Linked DNA regions of Mus musculus: all the other regions are linked to region 1. A link is a loop called in an ENCODE intact Hi-C map of the cell type or tissue named here. Cell type or tissue: heart. All regions are shown on one strand.

Region 1 (5,000 bases):
AATTATGTAAGACTGTCCCTTTAAGAGTGAGCTCATCTGAACAGAACACAATGGAAACTTGTGAGGTTACTAATTTCTGGCAATGCCTTGTCTCCATTTTTCCTGTTGTTGTTTTTGCTGTAGGACATGCACTTCTCAAGTTAGTTTGTTTGTTGAGGTTTTTTTTGCTGTTGTTGTTTGGGTCACTTTTCTTTGTACAATGTTCAAGAGATGACTAAGTTGTGGAAGGGCCGAGATGTCATTTTCCTCTGTGGGAATGCTATTTATAGCTACAAGTTGTCTCTTGGCTTCCTCTAAGGGTCCACTGCTATCTGCAACAACAAGCATTAGGTCAATACATCTTTGACTGAACCCTCCCCCATGGCTGTCTACTATGGCTCTCCCTCCCTAGATACCTTACCCTGGGCTGCCTCTGGTTCCAAGACACTTCTGTATCATATCCTAAGTCAGTACTCTGCCCTCTCTGGGCTCTAGAGCACTCTCCTGAATTTTGAAATTCCTGGTATTATCATAACATTTTACAGCTTATTTTAACTTAAGAGTGATATAGTCTTGACACATTTTCATAGCAGTGAATATTATTTAAAAATATGGCTTTAAATGGCTGACTAGCCTATCATGTGGCTTTGAATTAAATACATTTATTGGAAATGTAGAACCCAATTAAAAACTTGGCTGAGGCAAAAGAAGTGGAAACCAATTGAAATAGAACCTACAGACCTCCTGCCCCAGTTTGTTGTTTAGACCCTATAGTACTTCAGTCTGGTTCTTATCTTCCCTTGCTCTAGATTTCTATTTCAGTGGATCCCCCCTAATCGGTTTCCAGAGTATCTCAAATGACTTCTTGAACATCCACTGTGGGTAACCTGCTTGCTTTGAGTACCTGCATGGAATAGCAAATCTCAGTACTTGCTCCAGGCTTGAAAGAGAAAATGTTATCCAGTCACACGGTCTATGTTTAAGATAACTCCCATAAGGCAAACGTCCCTTAGTACATTTGGGTCAAGTTTCCACCTCTGCCCAATCAGGCATCGCTGGAAGGCATCTGACATTGCAGAAGCAGACCTCCCTATGCAGTAGAGAAGGGGCAAACTCTGATATTGTCTGTTACAGACACTCAGTCACAACTAACTGCAGACCAATTCCTGTGTACTCCGTGCTCATCTGAGCTCCCATGCCTCTGTTTCTGCAAGTCGATGCTCTTTCTGCCTCCACTGTCATCCTCCTCCCTAAATGAAACCAAGCCTTTCCTTCATGGTGCACAGTACACAGAATCCCTCTTAGAGACTCGAGGAGCCGCACCGCATGCTTATGCATTTTCATCCCTGGGATGACCCTGCACCTGCACTTGGAAATGAAAGTACCACATAACCAGCTCACTGTGGGTGTTGCCGAAAGAGAGCTGCTGTTAAAGTCTCTGAACGACAGCAAGCGGTTACATTTACTTGTCAAGGTTGTAGGGTTGAACCTAGCAGATAGCAAAGTACTCTGGAAGTACTAATTACTATCATTAATCTGATTATGAATGCCGATTAAGGAAGAACTATAAAATTATAATTTTATAATAAATATTATCTCTCAAGAGGCAGCGAATTATATAGAAACCTCCTACAGTTGGCATGGACTGTCCTGACCTCCTCTCTGTTTTACAAACATGTCAAGCACACTCCTTCATTTGAAAGCCCTTGACTTTCTGGTCCCTTTTACTTTTGTGAGTCTCTCAGTGGCTCATTAATTACCTCATCTAGATCTCTGCTCAGTTTTTACCTCCTCGAAGGCAGCTTTCTGTGTCTCTCCAGAAAGTGGCTCTCCCTAATCTCTAACCTGCAGGCTTTATTTTTCCTTGGCAATCATTATACTTTCTCCATACGGCTGGTATGTTCTACATATGCCATCTTGGCAGAGAAGCTTTGGGACAAAACATTAGTCTCTCTTTTTCTCATCACTCAGTCTGTAGTGCCTGTAACGGTATATTTTGTATGCCCTTAACAACAGCAGCTACTTCCCTAGTGCATCCAAATACCCAATCGACGCTTGCTGAGTTGAGATAACTAGGTAAATCAAAAGTGCAGGCAGCTCTGAACTGGAAGCTTCCCTCAGAGTGAGGAAGGAGTGACTGCAAGGACTCCATGATTTCACAGAGCTTCAGTTTGTGAAGTCTGTTCAGTAGATTTTTTTTTTTTTTTTTTTTTTTTTTTTGGTTTCTTCTTCCCTAACTTCAAGCTTTCTAGAGACACCTAGTGGCCTCCGGGGACACTGCTCAAAGTTGCAGAAGGCTTTTGAGTGGAGTTTGGGGGCACTTTGTTTAAAATATTCTCAAAATATTTCTGTCAGTCGGTCTGTCCATCTGTCTGTCTGTCTCTCTCACTCTCTTGCTCTGTATGTGCCTGTCTCTCTTTATCTGTCTATCTCTCTGTGTAAGTGTACATGTGTGTAAAATATATGCATATTCACATATATACACAAATATATCCTTCACAGTCCTGAGAAACAACATTTATTTTTACCTTTATTTCCCTTAAAGATGACAATTTTGAGTTTGAGGAAGTTTGTTCAATGCCCCAAAACCAGAAAACAGTAATGAGAGACTAAAATCTGAAGTGGAAACTTTAAAGGGTTTTTGGAAAATCATTCACGTTGAATGGTGTTTTGCTGGGGCAAACACATGAAGGGACGTTTCATTAAAGTGGATACACATGAAAGGCTAAGGCAGACTCGTGAAGGAACGTTTCACTGAAGCAGACACAGGAGAGAGGATGTTCTGCTAAAGCAAGCACATGAAAGGACACGTGATGAAGGATTCTTTGCTAACAACACACATGTATTGGTCCATCTTACATTGCATAGTTGAACTGCATTTGTCAGGATACCATACAGAGAAATACACCAAAAAAGTTCTGGTGGTATGCTACAGTTTATTGCTACTTCTTTGGACTCAGGCTGATTGGGAAAGTGATGTCAGCTGAGACAGACTCACATGCTGAGGCAAAACTCATGGAGGACACAGGAGGTTTGGAGGACGTATAAAGAGGACTCAACCACCAGTGACAGAGGCAGAGCTAGGCTTGCTTATGGAGCTAGCTTGTGCAACCCTTGTTGGTCTCTAGTCTGCACTGATCTTTACTGAGAGAGGCACAGCCAAGAACTTCTCCTGATGTTCCTCCTGGTCCCTCTTGTTGACTTGTGCCAGGCGGAGGCCTGGCTATCTCTGCTAGATCACATCACTGCTGTTGCTAACCCAATTCTGCCAAGCTGGACTGCTGGTGTATCTGTGAAATGTTTGCAAATGGATCAAGCTGCTGCTGCTGACCTGTGAACTGAACTGCGGATTTCCAAACAATACAGACGGGAGTTGCTCCAAAGAACCCTTCTTAAACAGGTCCACTTCCCGGGTATCCTTTCTTTTCCACTATCTCTGGAGGGTGGTGAGCTAGAAAGGAGTTTAAATCGTTTAAGAACCACCGTTAAAAATAGATCTTAAAAAAATTAAAGTTACAAGCAAGTACCCCACTCAAGTTCTTGATTCAAGGGAACAGTGGGACTGTAGCTCTGAAAAGGTACAGCAGTCTTCCGGGATCATCTGCAAAGTTCTCTTGAGGTCAGCATTCCAGGCCCTGAGAAAAGACATAAGTAGTGCACCCATGGATGCAGTAATAAAATACGGCACACGTGATGCATCATATTATGCTTAGGGAAGCCAAAGCCATGAACTCGATGTATTAGAAGATGGGGACTTTTGAATGAATCACATTACTGTCTCATTCAGTCATTGAATTCAGACCTATACTGATGGTGGAGAGGCAGTGTGGAGTAGTGGGGAAAGCATGTCTTTTGGTCACCGGTGCTGCACTGAGATGAACGTCAAGAGATGAACGAGCCAAGTTCCTGCCTTCCTTCCCATCCCTAAAAATGAAGAAAATAATATCTACTTTTCAAAAGTTTTCTAAACCATAAGTAAGGCTGAATCTTCTAGGATAATAGTAACCTACAACAGTACTTATTATTGCTAATATTGAATCTCTACACCACACCTTCAAATAAATTCTTTCCTTGGAACCTGCCAGAATACCTGGCCGCCGTTTTCGGCTCTTGCTGACACGTGTGACATATCTGATAGGAAGCTCAGTCGCACTGTGAGTTGCTCATCCTGGATGTTCAAGCAGCCCACCTCCCCTCTACGTCCCCGGAGCATAATTGAAAAGTGCAATCTAAGCGAATACTATAAAACACAGGCATACCTAGTCATCTGCTTAGAACTGGACAATTGTTACAGTCAGGAACAATAAAGCAAACCTGAAATGTGAATAAAAGCTCATCAAAGGGTAATGCTTTAGCATTGTGTATGAAAATGAATGTCATGTAAGTGATGAATAGCCCCTGCATTTAAAGACACACACACACACACACACACACACACACACACACACACAACTTTGTTGAGGCTCTAGGAAATAAACAGTGCAACCATGCTGCCCTCTAGTGTTGGAAAATAAAACAGGCAAACACTTTATTTGCTTATCTATCTACATAATTACAAAGGTAACTTTTTCCAGATGAAGTACTGAACAGCATGCTCACAATCAGAAGTGGGATCCAAGAGTCAAAAGCATCAGTGATACAAACATCACAAGAGTTATCTGCCTCTCATTTGTCAGCTTACCCCATGCCTAGAGAAACCATCCTAGAACCATTTTAATTACTCGCAGGCATGGCTTTATAGTGTTTTGAAGACAGCTGGCTTGAAATTACCATCATAGAGGGCACATGTACATCATATTTATTGCTAATGCAGATGCAATGAGTTTACTTAAATGGGGGGATGAATGCATAAAATCCAGAAGGACTGGGAGTCTCTGCTCATAGATACTGTGCCCACTGCAATCTTCCTCTCCATACCATTGCTGAGACTAAAGGAGTAGGATGTAGGTTCTTCACACCCATCATCGCATGCACTTACTGTGAGGAACGTGCTACTGAAGGCAGTCCCTGATGGAAGAATC
Region 2 (5,000 bases), 88 kb before region 1:
CAAAGTGGCTGAAAGAGGAAAAAAAATCAATTTTCTTCCCTAGAATAACTGGATATATCAACCATCCTTTAGTGTGGTCCTATTCTCAGAAGTAGCTAAAATAGATTATGTGGTTTTTAGTGGCGTTTTTATTTTATTTTTGTTTTTGAGAGTGAGAAAAAAAGAGGGAGTTAAGTGGGCAGGAACAGGGAGGCTCTGGGAGGGGTTGTGGAAATGGGAAAGAATATGATAAATATACTGCCTGAAATTCTCAAAGAATACATTTTTAAAAAAAGGAAAAAATAATCAAAATGTTCACTTTATTCTCAAAATTTGCATTGCATAGTTGTAAAATAGAAAGAACAAAATTAGGTTTCTAGAAAAAACTGCAAAAATCTCTGAAAAAAATATTTAGTCTCTGCTTTGGCCAGAAACAGTGAAGAAATGCAGTGTATTCAGAGAACAACATTTTTTTTCTTGTTACATTTATTTGTTTTTGTGTGGGGGCACATAGACGAGTGTATGAGGCATTAGTGTAGGTGTGCATGCACTCCTGTGTGGAAGTCAGAAGACGCTTGCAGAAATCCGTTCTCTTTCTCCAATGTGGGTCATGTGGACGAAGTAAGGCTGTTAGCTTTGGCAGCATTCGCCTCTATCTGCTGAGCCATCTCTCTAGTCCCAGAATACATTTTTTTAATAAATTCAACTCATAGCTATGAGTTGGCACTTAGTTAAACATGCAGTGTGGCATTGTACTATGGATAGGAGACCAGACGGCAGAGTCCAGTAGATCAATAACATGCTGCAACTATATGGCTTTTATGGTCCCATCTATGTACAGGAATACGGTAATTTTCAAAATGCAAGAAAACAGTAAAGCTGGAGGAAATGGACCAGTGAGGACACTGCCGATCGACTAAGGGGATGGCATGTGGCTTCCCTGTAGAGTTCACTTACGTTAAGCCCCAAGCAGGAAACCGAAGGGTAAAGGATGTCAAAGCCCTTGGTGTTTGAGTCCTAGGCTCTGGGCTCGCTCAGGCTTGCTTTCCTATAATCCTTCTCCACTATTTCCTGAACGAGCATGGCCAACATGCACGCTCTGCTGGGCGGCCCATCTCCTTGGCTTCAGAGTATTCCCAGCGACGCTGTTTTACTTTGTGTCTCTGCAAACTGACTTCTTACCACTGTTGTTGGTTTCTTGGTGTCTCTTCACTAACCAGAGCTTTGTTCGGCACACTAACCATGCCTTCATTGCCAGTTCCTTCATTAGCTTCAACTCACTAGCACCATGTGGGCTGTGTTCAGTCTTAGCTGTGTCTCTCACTGACAAAAGCTGAGAAGTGATTTTAAGTGAAACCAGAAATGCAGGTAAATGTGCACTTGAAAATCTAATTCCATTGGATCAGAGCTCAGGCTTGGTGCACAGATTGCTCATAACTCTCAGGAGAAAACCACTGTCTCGGCTTTCAGTAGAGCAACAGCCTGTTGTCCATTCTGTCCGCTTCCAAACGCTATTCTAACTAAAGAGCAAAGGACTGCCCATTTCAGAAAAACTCATATGAAATGGATTAGCATGCTTTATGTAAGAACATCTTCTATGAAAGCATTTGATTTGGGTATTTATAGTTCATTTATTTTAACACATTTAGAAATTTCCTATTTTAAATTTTGAGAAATGAACATTCCAAAATGAAAAAATTAAGCACTTTACTGTTTTGCCCAATTATACATACACACACATATTTGTGTATACACACATATATATATGTATATGTGTATATATATGTATATATATATATATGTGTGTGTGTGTATATATATATATACATTGTTCCTATATATATCCAATATATATAATTGTTCCTAAGTCTCTATAGAACTTGAAATTTTTTCCATAGTAGTATTTTAGATAGTACCACTAGAGCTGGAGGGCTTATGGGACATTGGGGGCAAAATACCTAGCTAATTCTACGACACCCAGGGCAAAGAAAACTGAAGGCAGGGAAAGAACTGAAGGAGATCCCATGAGAAATGCTGGCGAGGTGAACAGAGTTGCTAATGAACACCTGCATGATCCCTTATTTTCCTTTTGCCTCAGGCTTAGCAAAGTGTGTGTGTCTACTGGGTCAAGATCTTAAATAATTTCCCCAAGTACTCAACATTTTCCAAGTTTGGAAGGGAACCAGGAGACAAAGTAGTACAGAGACAACTTAGTGCCTCAGGAAGTTCAAAGTCACAGTCGTGTTAACAAAAACAGACTCCAGACACTCCTGGACTCTCAGAAAAGAGGGTGGGGTGAGAAGAGAGGCAGAAGCACATGCCTGTAGTCCCAGCATTTGGGGAGGTGGAGACAGGAAGCACGTGAGTCTGGCAAATGCCTAAGTTACATGGCATAATCTATCTTAAACAGTCAAGTAAAATGGAAGCAAGCAAGCATCAGGTGGAAAGCAGCCATGCAGGTGCTCTGCACTCCAGACTTTCAGAGCTCAGCTATACCATTTGAATTGTTTGAGAAATAAGATATTCTCTCCAAACGCCTTGCTCTGGAGCAGCTGTCGTTACCAGGGCCTAAGAGCTTAGAAGGTTTTTACTTCATATGGAAACAAGGTTCTTCTGACAGCCTTTGTATATAGAATGTGTATGCAACGAGTCAAGGCAGAATTCATAATTTTAACATCTGTTTAATGTGTAGCAACTTCCCCATGAGAGCAAGAGTTTTTATATATTTAGTGATATTCACTCATCTATCTACACAACTGATCTTTTAATAAACATTTCTTGATCAAATCTCTAGTCTCATAAACCATTCTGGAATCACAAAAGAAAAACATATTTCTTCCATTGCAAGAAGAAAAAGATCCCAGAGTAATAGAATATGCAATGGGTTTGATCTGAATTAAACAAACTCAATCTATTATTTGAATTACCCCTAAATACTGGATTTTATAACTCAGTGTCTGTTAAAGATGACTTGAAAAGTGTCCCTGTCAGAAACACTGAAAGCCATTTATATAAACATCAAAGTTTTCATAACATTCTGATTGCAACATCTTTTATAAAAATATCAATCCTGACCAATTAGGAGTTCAATGAAAATCAAATACCAAATTTTCTCTGTGCTAGTTTCCAAGGTTTGTAAGAGGTCACTTTAACTCATTCTATTTTCCAGATTCCAAATTGAGTTCCTTTGGCACATGGCCCAGTCTTGGCTATGCAGTAACATTTTAACCAGTTGCTTAATTACCTGGTGTCAGTTAAACATTATTATAAAGGAATCTCTTCTATCTTCTGTAAAGAATAGTTTTCCCTTTCACTCCTGACTCAGGTACCTCCTGCTCACCCTTGTCTTGAAGCCGTTCCCATTGGTATAGTGAAGTTAACTTTCGCTGGCTGCAGAACAGCCATCTACTCTCACAAAGCAGAGTTGCCACAATGACCTATGGTATACTCTAATCAACAATCATGCCAACAAGCAGAGAGTGATCGTGATAGCTAGCTCTAAGGTAATAGTAATGATGCTGTTTAGAGTCTCTCTTAGTCTAAGTGGGGAGAGGGCCACCCTACCCTTCCCTGAGATGTCACTCCCTCCTGTCCAGCTGCATGTGGTGGGTTCTAGAGAACATAGGAAAAGAGGGTTGGCTAGAGACTGGGACATTTCTTGGGTGACACTTTCATTAGTCATAGCCCGAGGCAGGAATGAGATTCTTCAGTGCTGCAGCTATCTTTGAGTCACCCATGATCCTACAATTACCCCCTCATCTAGGCTTCTATTAGCAACCCCTAGAGATTTACTGGTTCATTAAGGTGGACTTGGATGGAATCTGTTTTTCAGTCTGTCAGCCCTTTGTGTGGTGAATACATGTTACTCTGTGTCTCCCCACCAAAAAGAATACAGCACTCAGACTCCATTGCTTCAGTCAGGTCCCAGTTCTGCAATTATTCTTAGCTTTGTGTTTACTGTCATCACAAGTCTACAATTTCAAAATGATTGTTTCTTAAGTCATCATTTAGATAACAATGACTGTGGTACGAGCGGATGAATGAATGGGTAGAATATTAAGTTGAATTGTTAAAGTAGGCAGCTCATGACATTGGTTTCTAAGGTGCAACTCACTGTAATATTAGGAAGAGCACTGATTTGTAAAACCTGGCAGCATTTAGATTGTGAGTCTGTAGCTAAGCATGGCCAACCTGTTTTCAAGGATCAGGACAACAGTATAGTATTTGGATTGCTTTACAGACACTGAACTTAAGAGCTTTTGAGAATTAAGTACCAGCCTGAGAAATAAATTAAAGAAAAACTTTTGCCTGGCTTCATGTAGAGTTACCAAATAAATAAATAAATACATACATACATACATACATACATACATACATACAACAGCACTCATCACCTTTGAATACTTGTATCAGTATGGGTTACAGAAGCTAGTAAGATTTTTAATCTATAGGCTTGGAGTTCTCAAACCTCTTAGTGCTGCAACCCTTAAGTACAGATCATCATGTCGTGGTGACCCCCAACCATAAAATTGTTTTGTTACTACTTCATTAACTGTAATTTTGCTACTTTTATGAATCATAACGCAAATATCTGATATGCTGGATATCTGATATTTGACCCCTGTGAAAGGATCATTTGAGTCCCAAAAGGGCCACATTACGTAATTCCAGAGGATGGTCAGAGCACAAAACTACCTAAAGAAATGTTGTCTACCTTCTTTTCTTGGACTAACATTTTGTCATTCCCACTAAGGAACTGGACACATTTTTCACAATTTTGTGAAGGTTTTAATTTGTATCTGTCAAACATACAAAGCCATTAGGGTACAAAATGAATGGTATCTACTTGGAGCACTGTGCACAAGTAAACACTAAATGATGCTGGCTGATCATTGTGTTAATAATGTCTGGATAGAGGCAAGCTGCCCCAACAGGGCTATCAATTCCTGGGATGGGGACAGCCTTTTTTTTTTAATTTATTTTTTTAATTAGGTATTTTCTTCATTTACATTTCAAATGCT
Region 3 (5,000 bases), 250 kb before region 1:
AGGTCTCAGTTGTAGAGAAGAAGTTTCAGTGAGACAAAGGGCCTTTCACATTCCCTGGGGCACTGTTTCAAAGCAACCAGCACAGATGTTCGGCTTCGGAACAAACGTGAATCACCAACCAGACACCAGCCCCAGTCACAGCAAAAATTAGTGGGCAGACATCACAATACATCCCACAGATCAAGGGAGCAAGGGGGCAGCGATGGCCAAGAGAAAGACTGAAGGGGGCTTTAACAAGTGAAATGAATATACCACACAAACCAGAATACAATCAGGAAGAAAAGGGAACCCGCAATGGTAGAAACAAACACATAAACAGTGTCATTTATCTAGGGCATTTCCTGTCTCTGCCTTGATCAGGACACACATTTCAAGTTTAGGCTTCTTTAGATTCAAGCATTATATAAGCAGTATAAGAAAGCTCTATAAAACATAGATAGAAGAAGAAAAGTGCCATTGCTAGTAGTTCAGTATTTTCTATCCACGTGTATGTATGTGTATATATGTGTACACACAATATGTCTATATTGTGTATGTGGATGAGTGAATGGTGTGCATGTATGTGTTGGGGGGGGTGGTTACCCACCATCACATGCATGCAGAAGCCAGAGGTCAATGGCAGATGCCTTTCTCGGTTGTTCTCTATTTACCAGGGTACTTCCAGGGCTCTCTGCCTGTCTCTACCCCTACCTCTACTCTAACGATGCACTTACAGACACATACTGTTTCTTCACCAAGGTTTTACATTGGTTCTGAGGCTCCAAACTCAGGTCCGTATCCCTCCACGGCAAGCAATCTACGAGCTGAGCTCTCTTCCCAGCCCCCATCTGAACATTTTTCATATTGATTTGAATATAGATTTTTAGAAGCTTTTACCATTCACTGTGGCTTCTAGAATTACAACTTCCCATGTACTGCTGAATTGTTCATCTAGCAAGCTATACCACAATTTTCAGAACCATCTTACGTTTGGTGACTGTATTTGTGATTCCAAGTAGTACTGGTGCTGGTGTAGTTAAGGTTGAACATCTACCATTCGTGAAGTTACATTGACATTTCAGGTGAATTTGGAGGATGCAGCATATACATTTCTGACTTTGTGAGTAGCCATATGCTTGTAAGGAAGAGGTTGTCCATGTCCAACACGAGGACTGGTTAAAGACACCTTCCTTCCAGGACAAGAGACCTATCCTAGCAGGCTTGCTCACCCATCTCCAGAGCATTGTATGCAGCCTCTCTACTTGGTTGGGCCTGCTTCTCCTGGTCCCATTGGCATCCCTACACAGCCAAGGGAATTTTGTCTAATATCTAAAGCTTTAACAGCTGTTTTCTGCTTAGTGGGAGATCTCTGCTGCTTGGGCAGTAGTGACATTCCTGGAACTGGCAGCCTTTCCCACTGCTGCCTCTAGTACAAGGCTCTATTCTAATATCATCTTGGATCACCTTTTCCAGGGATCCTCTCTGGCACCGCAGTGCCACACTGATGGCCGCCTCTCCTCTGTGCTCCCTCACAGTTCTTTATGTAGAACAATTGTTTTTGCTGTTCCCAAGAGCTCAATTCCAGAAACACCCATCCCATTCCAAACCCCAAAGATGTGGGTGCTTAGGTCCCTTTTATGAAATGGCTTAGTATTGACATGTAATCTCCACAGCTCCTCCTGTGTAACTCCAATCATTTTAGGGCTTATGTATTATATAAAATGCAACGCAAATTTAGGTACACAGTTACTATACTCCATTCTTTAAGGCACAGTAAGAAAATATAGTCTGTACATATTTGTTACAGATACATATTTCCCCAACTGTTTTCTAGCCACGATTGACTACATCCTAAAACCCATGGATATGCTGGACTAACTATAGCATGAGAATACCTGCAGGTCTCTGTTTAATTCTCCATTTATTTGAATGCTTCCCAATGCATTGTCATAGTCAAGGGAGGCAATATTACCTGTTTTTGTGTCCCAGATATTTGGGTCAGAATCTTGCAAATAACAGATCCTTTGGGAAAAAAGTGTTTCCTGAACCAATTAAAGACTACTGGCATCCACTGAAACATGTTTCTCCTGGCCTCTTTCTCCTTCTCACTCCCTACCCTTGCTTCTGTCATCTTTAGCATTGACTTCTGTTGTTGCCTTCAAATGGATCCATAAAGAATGTGACTTTCCTTGATGAGTCTGATGTGGTAATGATGTAAGAATAAAATCTGAAAGAAACACAATTGTGTTTTCCCTAAAACAAGCTTATGGAGTACCACACTACCAGCTTCAGTAGGCTTTGTGGTAAAGCAGGGTCATCATCTGCCTCACACCTCCTCTGACAGTGTCGCCTCTCATCCCTTGGAATCTTTGCTAAGCCAACTTTGGGCTGGTGACAAGAAGGAGCCAGCAGATGGCAGAAGGCACCACTGTTTCTCATGGTTTCCTGGCCTCCAATTTAAGCCCTTGAAGGAAGATGAGAAGTCAAACTTCCTGAGCCTGGAAGGAAAAAAATCAGAGATAAAGAAGAGAAGTGCAAGGTGTGCATGAAGCCTTTGATTAAACCAGGAGCAGCTCTGCCTTCAGGAATTCAAGCTGAACTGGGAGGCCACTGAATGGCCTTGCCATTGTCCCTAGGGGGATGCTGTCCTGACTCCCAATTACCTGCACAAGCCTGCTGTCTGTAATGAAGAGCCATAAAGCAGAGTCCTAGGGATAGGTCAGTTCTGATTCAGTGGAAACGGTCTCTAGCTGAGTTCCTTTGACGGACTCTAACAAATCTTCCCACTGGAAAGACAAACTCTATGAAAAAAGATTTAAGCGCTCGGGTCAGCAGAGCTGCACACTGCCCTGGGGACTGAGCTCCGCTTTTCCTTCTGCTGTCTTTTTTAAAGCAACTCACCGAGCATCATCTGCATCATTTAATCCTCACAGTTTGCTAGGCTTATTCCTTGTGACCTATTTGAAAGAGGGAAAGAACGAAGGCTCTAAAGTATACAACTTCATTTGAAGTGACCTCTTTTTTTTTTATTATTATACTGTTATATAATCTGTGCCCTAGGCCCTTTCCTCCACAAGGCATTTTTGTCTCAGAGTTTGTCATGTTGGACTGTCTTCCTGGGCTTAGTGATCTTTCTTCCTTCAGACCACAGCCTCCTAGAAGCAAGACTTATGCCTTAATTCATTTCTGTATTTCTAGAACCTGGAGCTGACTCTCATATCAGAACACACATACATAGTTGTTGGATGAATGCAAGAATCCCACAGTTGACATCTCTTATCTGACAGGCCGATCCACTTGGGTCAAAATGTTTGTCAGTCAAAGACTGCAGTGGAGTACTTGAGTCGAGCTGATCTAATCCTCTGACATTAACCTTCCTTCCCCATCCTCCCCACAACACCTGAGAATGCCACCCTAGGAGCATCAGTGTCTAGAGTTTGTACACATATTATATATATGTGGGAATGTTGTTCACACAACCAAAAAAAAAAAACCAGTCTCATCAATGTTCTATTAGAAAAGTTTTTCCCCCCATTTATACTTAGATTAACATCTTCAAACACTTGCTTAACATTTGAAAAGTAAAAATAACCATTTGACTATTTCCTTGATATTTACACTGGCCAGTACTTCTCTCTGGTCCTGTAGAAGAGAAGCTAGACAGGGATCCTCGCCTCTACTCACAGTAACAGAGATCCACATTTATAGAACCAACCGGTGGCTTTCCTAACGAAAAGCTTAACTGTACAAAAGCACAGACATCATGATGATGAGTCCATGCCCTAGGCAGAGCAGAACTTCTCTGGGCATAGTAACAACAGACTCGTGCCATGTTGCCTTGAGAATCCACTTCTAGAGTCTATGACTCTCCTTCCAGACACCATGAGGAGAAGTCTAGTGGTCAGCTCATCTGCATTCTAGAAGCAGCTTCCTACTGATGTGTTTTTCTTCCCCAGGAGGTTGGAAAGTTGCATTAATTGGCAATAATTCCACATAGACTTTACCAGGGATAGTGCTGGAATGCTGAAGAGCTCTGGCTCGGGGGGATCTGGCTTCTAGTGCCCACTCTGGAGGGAATACACCGAAACAGGGGCTCCCTGTACTCTGACCCCACACTTCAATATGAAATGGATCTGTGAGGGAAAAGATCTCTGGGGTGCCTCTAAGATGAGACGTCTCGTGGATGTTTTCTTAACAGAAAAAGATTTTTAAGTGTGAATCTGCAGTAATGGTGCCGAAGGGCACTCAGCAAACATTTAGTAGCACCCTCTCTAAAACAAGGCATGGTTCTTACTCTGTGGTTAAAGCAACATAGAAAAGGGTCCCTTAAGGAAGAATTAGCAATAGAAAATTATAATCAAAAAATGATATGTGTAGATAACATTAATGCCATGAAAAAAACCCTCAATAGTGTGCTGAGCACGTTCACCCTATATGGTTAAGAGCCCTCTCCTGATTCCCCACAGAGGCGCCATCTGCTTTCTTCAGATGGTATCTGAGCTAAGATAGAGCAGGGGTCGTGACAGGGTATCATTGGATCCTGCCATCTCTCCATTTCCACACTTGCTTTTAACTGGAGAACTGGGTCAGACAATAGTCGAGTCTATATTCTGCAATGATTGCTAAGTTGCTGAGTCAGCTTTTTCCACGCTTTTCCTCTTCTGCGAGTGTTACCGCCCCTCACAGCTGCACCTGTACCGATATCCAGGTGTTTGTTTGTGTCTATCAAAGCATTTGTCCTGTGTGACTCTTCTCTGCTCATTGGTCCCCAGGGGGACCCTGCTCCTCAAGAACATAGAACACCTTGTATACACATGCACACACACCCCCACAGACACACAAAGAGACAGAGAGACAGAGAAACATGATCAATCTAACACAAAAGTAAAATCATGATGTAGTCCCAAGAGTAAATTCTAACCTTCTTTCTGTGGCCCCCGACACATCTACTCACAGCACCCTTCCTCTGTTCTGAAGAATTCAGCCTCAGGCTGCTTTGATTGAGGAGCAGGCCAAACCCT
Region 4 (5,000 bases), 920 kb before region 1:
ATTAGGCTTGAGGCACAACCACTTTTGCCCCTGGGCCATCTCACTAGCCCAGACTCATAATTCTAAAGTTAGGCAGTAGGTGTTATAGTACTTAGGTCATTGGGCTATTATAAAGATCAAAGACAAAAATCTTTAAATATGTTTTGTAAGGTATTGTATACTTTAGACTTACACTTAAATGCCGATTTTGCATAAGAGAACAATTTTAATCCCATTCCCTATAACAATTTGAGTGATACTTTCTCTGTAAGTGTCTACTGAATTCAGAAAGACTAGAATTAGTAAGCTGAGACACATTCAGGAAAACTAAAAAGCCTAAAATTTAAAATTTCTGCCAAGTCACGTAACAAAGGTCTAGTGCGTGCTCACCTCGAGCTGCTTTGACATTAAATCTCAGTCTTCTCAAGGCTTCTTCCGTATCAAAGCTGCATTTAACCAACTCATATAAAGCCTAGGAAAAGAAAGGCGCTTACATAAGACTCACCGATCACGAACAGTTCAGGCCGATGCAGGTTTTTAAGAGCACATTTTTCTGAATCATGTATTTGTTTCCAGGCTTTCTGGTCCAATTATAGTGAGAGCAACATACAGAGCATCGAGGAAAAAAATGAATTTCTAACTTTATATGCCTCTTGCTATGCACAATATATGTGTATATAGGGGTATGTAACTTGATGACCACAGTAACCCAGTAACTGACATATTGATTTCACATAAAATATTTTGTTTAAGCTGTAATTCTTTGGAGCCATCTTGGATTCCTAATATTTTAAACAGGTTGAGAAAAAAAAGGTTTTTAAAACTATTCTCATGTTAGGTTCATGGAAGTATTAATCTGACTATATACACAATGGTTATGTGAGATGCAAAGGCCAACTTGATCAGAGTCATGGATTCTCACAGAGAGAATAGAAAACAAACAAAAGAAAATCTAAAAAAAAACACTTTTAAAAATCATTACAAAAAGTATATGCAGGCAAAGAAAGGTTTCTGTTTACTGGAGCCAAAAAAGCACACTAAAAGTAGTCAGTAGGCGCTGTAATAAGGGAGTCCCGGTGGACGAGCGCCCGCACTGAGGAATGCCCTTTATGAGGAGACCCACGGCGTTATCCTTACTCACGGACCTGCTCATTGTCTTTGATATGCGAGCCTTCAGGGATTGCTTCCACACCTTTCTCATCCCCTGTCCTTCTAGACGCATCCTTAAGAAAGACAACCACTTTCTCTTCTGGTAAACACTCTGGATCCCACAGAAGCTGATCATCATTTTCATACACTAAATTAAGAAAACAAATGTTAATCAAACTACCCCAAATTAACATAATTCATTCATGTAGGACATAGGAGACATATCACTAAACAAATAACTCCGATTTTTTAAAATGACATTTGTTTTCTCTGTATGTATTTGCATGTGCCACACCACACAAATGTCCCTACCCTGAGACAGTTCTCTTCTGTGTAGCCTCGACAATTCTAGAACTTGCTTAGTAGACCAGGCTGGCCTCCAATTCACCTGCCTCTGCTGGGATTAAGGGGGATACCACAACCACCCAGGAGCCAGCTCTTAGCACGTGGAGCTCACTGGTCATCAGGTTTGATGAGAGTGCCTTTACTCACAGAAGTGGCAGCCATAACTTTTTTTCTTTTTATGAGACAGGGTCTTGATATTGCATTCCAAGTTGGCCTCCAAGTTATGATCTTCCTGCCTTGGCTTCCCAAGTGATGAAAGTCAGCTGGGCAATGGCAGCACACACCCTGATTCCCAGAATTGGGAAAACAGGTAGATCAATGAATTAAGGGCCAGCCTGGGCTACAGTTTCAGAATAGCCAGATCTTCATAGAGAAATCCTGTCTTAACTGCCCCCCCTCAAGAATAAAGCCTAAATCTCAGCAAAATTAAAAATATAAAACTAGAACATGACCTAAGACAGTGCCTTATGAGGCTAAATGACACAGACACATGTAAAACCCAGAAGCCACAGCTTGAAATTGAATCAGTGCCACACTTGTGGTACTAGAAGAGCAAGACAAGTGCTTCCAAGAGTGACTTTCAAGCCTGGTTAAATCCTAGAGTGACCTGGGTTAGAAAGAAGCCTGCTGGGTTTACTAACAAGGACATGAGGATGTGCGGAGCCGAGCACTGGGAGGGACTGGAAAAGCAAATAGAAACTGAAATAAAACCAAAACTTTCTGACAATTCTGGATGGGAGAGGGAGATATGACAGTGTCAGCATAGCAGATTGGAAATCTAGTTCAACAAAGCTCGTAAGACCTTTGTTTTTAAAGACAAGAAACAAATACTTAAATCTCAACAGAAAAATCACTTGATAAAAATCTTTACAAGACACAGGATGGCTGTCAAAATACCTTGTGTTATAAAAAGGCATTAGCAGCTAATTAAGCAATTCTTCTATGATAGGCAACGTATCAATTGTTTCACATACACTACCTTCTTCCTCCATCTTCACACGTACTTTAAAAACCCACCTATTCCTGGTACTCTCAATATATACTTCTTCTTCTTTTTTTTTTTTTTAAGATTTATTTATTACATGTAAGTACACTGTAGCTGTCTTCAGACACACCAGAAGAGGGAGTCAGATCTTGTTGTGAGCCACCATGTGGTTGCTGGGATTTGAACTCCAGACCTTTGGAAGAGCAGTCGGGTACTCTTACCCACTGAGCCATCTCTCCAGCCCTATACTTCTCTTCTTAAAAGACAATATGGAAAGAAATGTTCTACCTTCTTTTTCTAACTGCTAAGCATAATAAAGGCCAAAACTGAAATATGTTGACTGCCTTGATAAGTGAATTTGGACAGAGTACTAAATTTCTGTTTTCTGTTCTGCAAAGGGAATTGAGTCCTCATTTTATGTTTTATAGGTTGTCTCATGTCTTCAAGAGTAAGTGAAGGGCTAGGTGTGTGAATCCCAGGATTCTCCTAGCTATATAACCTAGAAGATATTTTTGGAATCACTGACAATATTCTGTAAATCCTTAAACTGGGAAGAGGGCCGTCACCAGGTGGCGCCACATGACAAGTCAGCCTCCTTCCTGTGAGGCTGGCTGAACAGCGAGCTCTGATTATTTCAGAATAACACAATGCACTTTAGACAATTACAATAGAGTCACTAATAAACATGAGCTGCGAGCAACTGGAGCCTCTCTAAATCCACACTGCATAGGCAATATGCACACAAATGTAGTCTACGTGACAAACATCATACACTGGACATGAAGAATCGCGTGATAAACAGATAGTAAAATGAACCCACAGTACTTAACAGGTTCTATATCTGTGTACTTAATTAACAACAGGATGAAAATTTAAAAGAAAAAAGTTTGTGTCTGCACTGACCACAAAATTGTCTTTTGTTATTATTCCTTAAGAAGCAATCTGATTCATAGAGCATTTACATTATATAATAACCAAGAGATGAGTTAAACATAAGAGAGAGGATGTCCATAGGCTCTATTCAAATTCCATAGCAAGTCACATAAGAGAGTCACATATGTTTTGGTGTCCATGGGCCAAGGAAGAGGCAGTCTTATAGTCAACTCCCACAGAGAGCAAGAGAGGTGTACTTTGTCAAGCATAATTCACATAAAAAATGTAAATAAATGTTAATGAAGGTATAATCAAGGATATTTTTGTAACCAAAATAAATACAGGTTTCATAGGAAGATGCCTACTGAGTGTGTATCAGTAAGTTCTAAGGAGTGATATCCAGTGGGAAAGAGACCAATAAAGACAAATCCAAGGACAGACATACATTCTGCCATCTTTCTGGAGTCATCGTGGTGGTGGTGGGGTCTTTCATCTCTATAAAGGACTTCTGCAAGGAAATCAGAACCAGGCATGGTGGCACACACACCTGTAATCTCAACTACTTGGGAGCTTCAAGCAGGAAAATAGCAAGTTCTAGGTTAGCCTAGATAACAGATCAAGCTGTGTCTCAGCACTCAAGGGTTTACAACAAACAGGAGTGCACTAATCAACAATGTCTTTCACCAACTTCAGTTTTAACAGTGTAATGTGGAATAGTGGTATTTGCTTTATGTTTTCAGGATACACTACAAAGAATTAAATCTTTTATTTTTTTAAAGCCAGAATTTCTTTTTCAGTTATTAAACTTTCTTCATACAATACCTTCTACTCACATTATTTGCCCTCTCCTCAAAATGTGAACTTGTGAAACTTCAAGTTAAGGCAGAAGGTGCTGACCACCAGCTGCCTCTTGACAATGTCAGGGCAATGTCACTTCCCTGCATCCTGATGCTCTTCCTAATCCACGAAGTATACTTCATTTCTCAAATGAAAGCCAGGCATGATAGCACACATCTTTGATCCCAGCAATTGTGGGGCGGAGGCAGGGGATTTGCTGTGAGTTCCAGGCCAGCCTGGACCAGAGTGAACCCCTAAGAAACCCTATCTCAAAAAAGGAAAAGGCAGAAATAAAAAAGCTTCCCATCAAATTCATACCTTACTGCATATAAATTACACGCAACTAACTTCTAAAATCAGGAAAACATTAAGCCAGAATAGACATTATTTTTGTTTGTACGTTTGGTTGGTTTTGCTTTGTGTGTAGTTCTGTGGACTAGGCTGGACTTGAACTCACAGAGAGCCACCCGTCTCTGCCTCCCAAGGGTTGGAATTAAAGGTGTGCACCACTGCTGCCCAGCTGGACTAGGCAATAGTTTTAAAAGTAGAAGTTATTAATTTATTTACTATGATATTTGACTATATATATTAAAAGGTCAAGTACAAGACGAGATTATCCTTAATCATGATACCAAACTATTACGTTTTCCTTTCATCTACTAAAAGGCTTGTCTTGTATCCTAGGGAGTGAACCTAGGGCCTTTGTATGGTATGTACACCATACACAAAGTGTTTACCACTAAGCCACACTCTCAGCACTTAATATGAAACTTTCAAAATACAGGCATTACTTTCTTCGTAGCAAAAAAATTTAAGACACCTAATAAAATGA

What was found. A loop is a pair of places that touch in the nucleus more often than their neighbours do. Peaks named below come from ENCODE experiments on the same cell type or tissue, not always from the same donor. Only the 100,000 strongest peaks of a DNase experiment are listed, where the experiment ranks them.
Region 2: a loop joins it to region 1, with 2.4 times the contacts of the local background. A loop is called at or near these places in 10 of 42 quality-filtered maps.
Region 3: a loop joins it to region 1, with 7 times the contacts of the local background. A loop is called at or near these places in 35 of 42 quality-filtered maps.
Region 4: a loop joins it to region 1, with 7 times the contacts of the local background. A loop is called at or near these places in 2 of 42 quality-filtered maps.

Annotation. Positions count from the first base shown.
Region 1 is chr4:102,226,356-102,231,355 of GRCm38, reverse strand. It overlaps a transcript of Pde4b not described here. Among named protein-coding and RNA genes, the nearest start is that of Pde4b, 26 kb to the left of the region's middle. In heart, CTCF peaks have their summits at 2,240 (motif pointing left) and 4,517 (motif pointing left); no DNase peak of the experiment used is centred here; H3K27ac peaks cover 509 bases.
Region 2 is chr4:102,314,388-102,319,387 of GRCm38, reverse strand. The region is part of intron 1 of Pde4b (phosphodiesterase 4B, cAMP specific); the gene reads right to left. Among named protein-coding and RNA genes, the nearest start is that of Gm52669, 31 kb to the left of the region's middle. In heart, no CTCF peak of the experiment used is centred here; no DNase peak of the experiment used is centred here.
Region 3 is chr4:102,478,675-102,483,674 of GRCm38, reverse strand. All of the region lies in intron 1 of Pde4b (phosphodiesterase 4B, cAMP specific), which reads right to left. Among named protein-coding and RNA genes, the nearest start is that of Gm52668, 34 kb to the left of the region's middle. In heart, a CTCF peak has its summit at 2,396 (motif pointing right); no DNase peak of the experiment used is centred here.
Region 4 is chr4:103,144,575-103,149,574 of GRCm38, reverse strand. It overlaps Mier1 (MEIR1 treanscription regulator), which reads right to left. Exons shown (of 13, transcript NM_001039081.2): 8 at 1,125-1,276; 9 at 370-451. Among named protein-coding and RNA genes, the nearest start is that of Mier1, 28 kb to the right of the region's middle. In heart, a CTCF peak has its summit at 3,028 (motif pointing right); no DNase peak of the experiment used is centred here.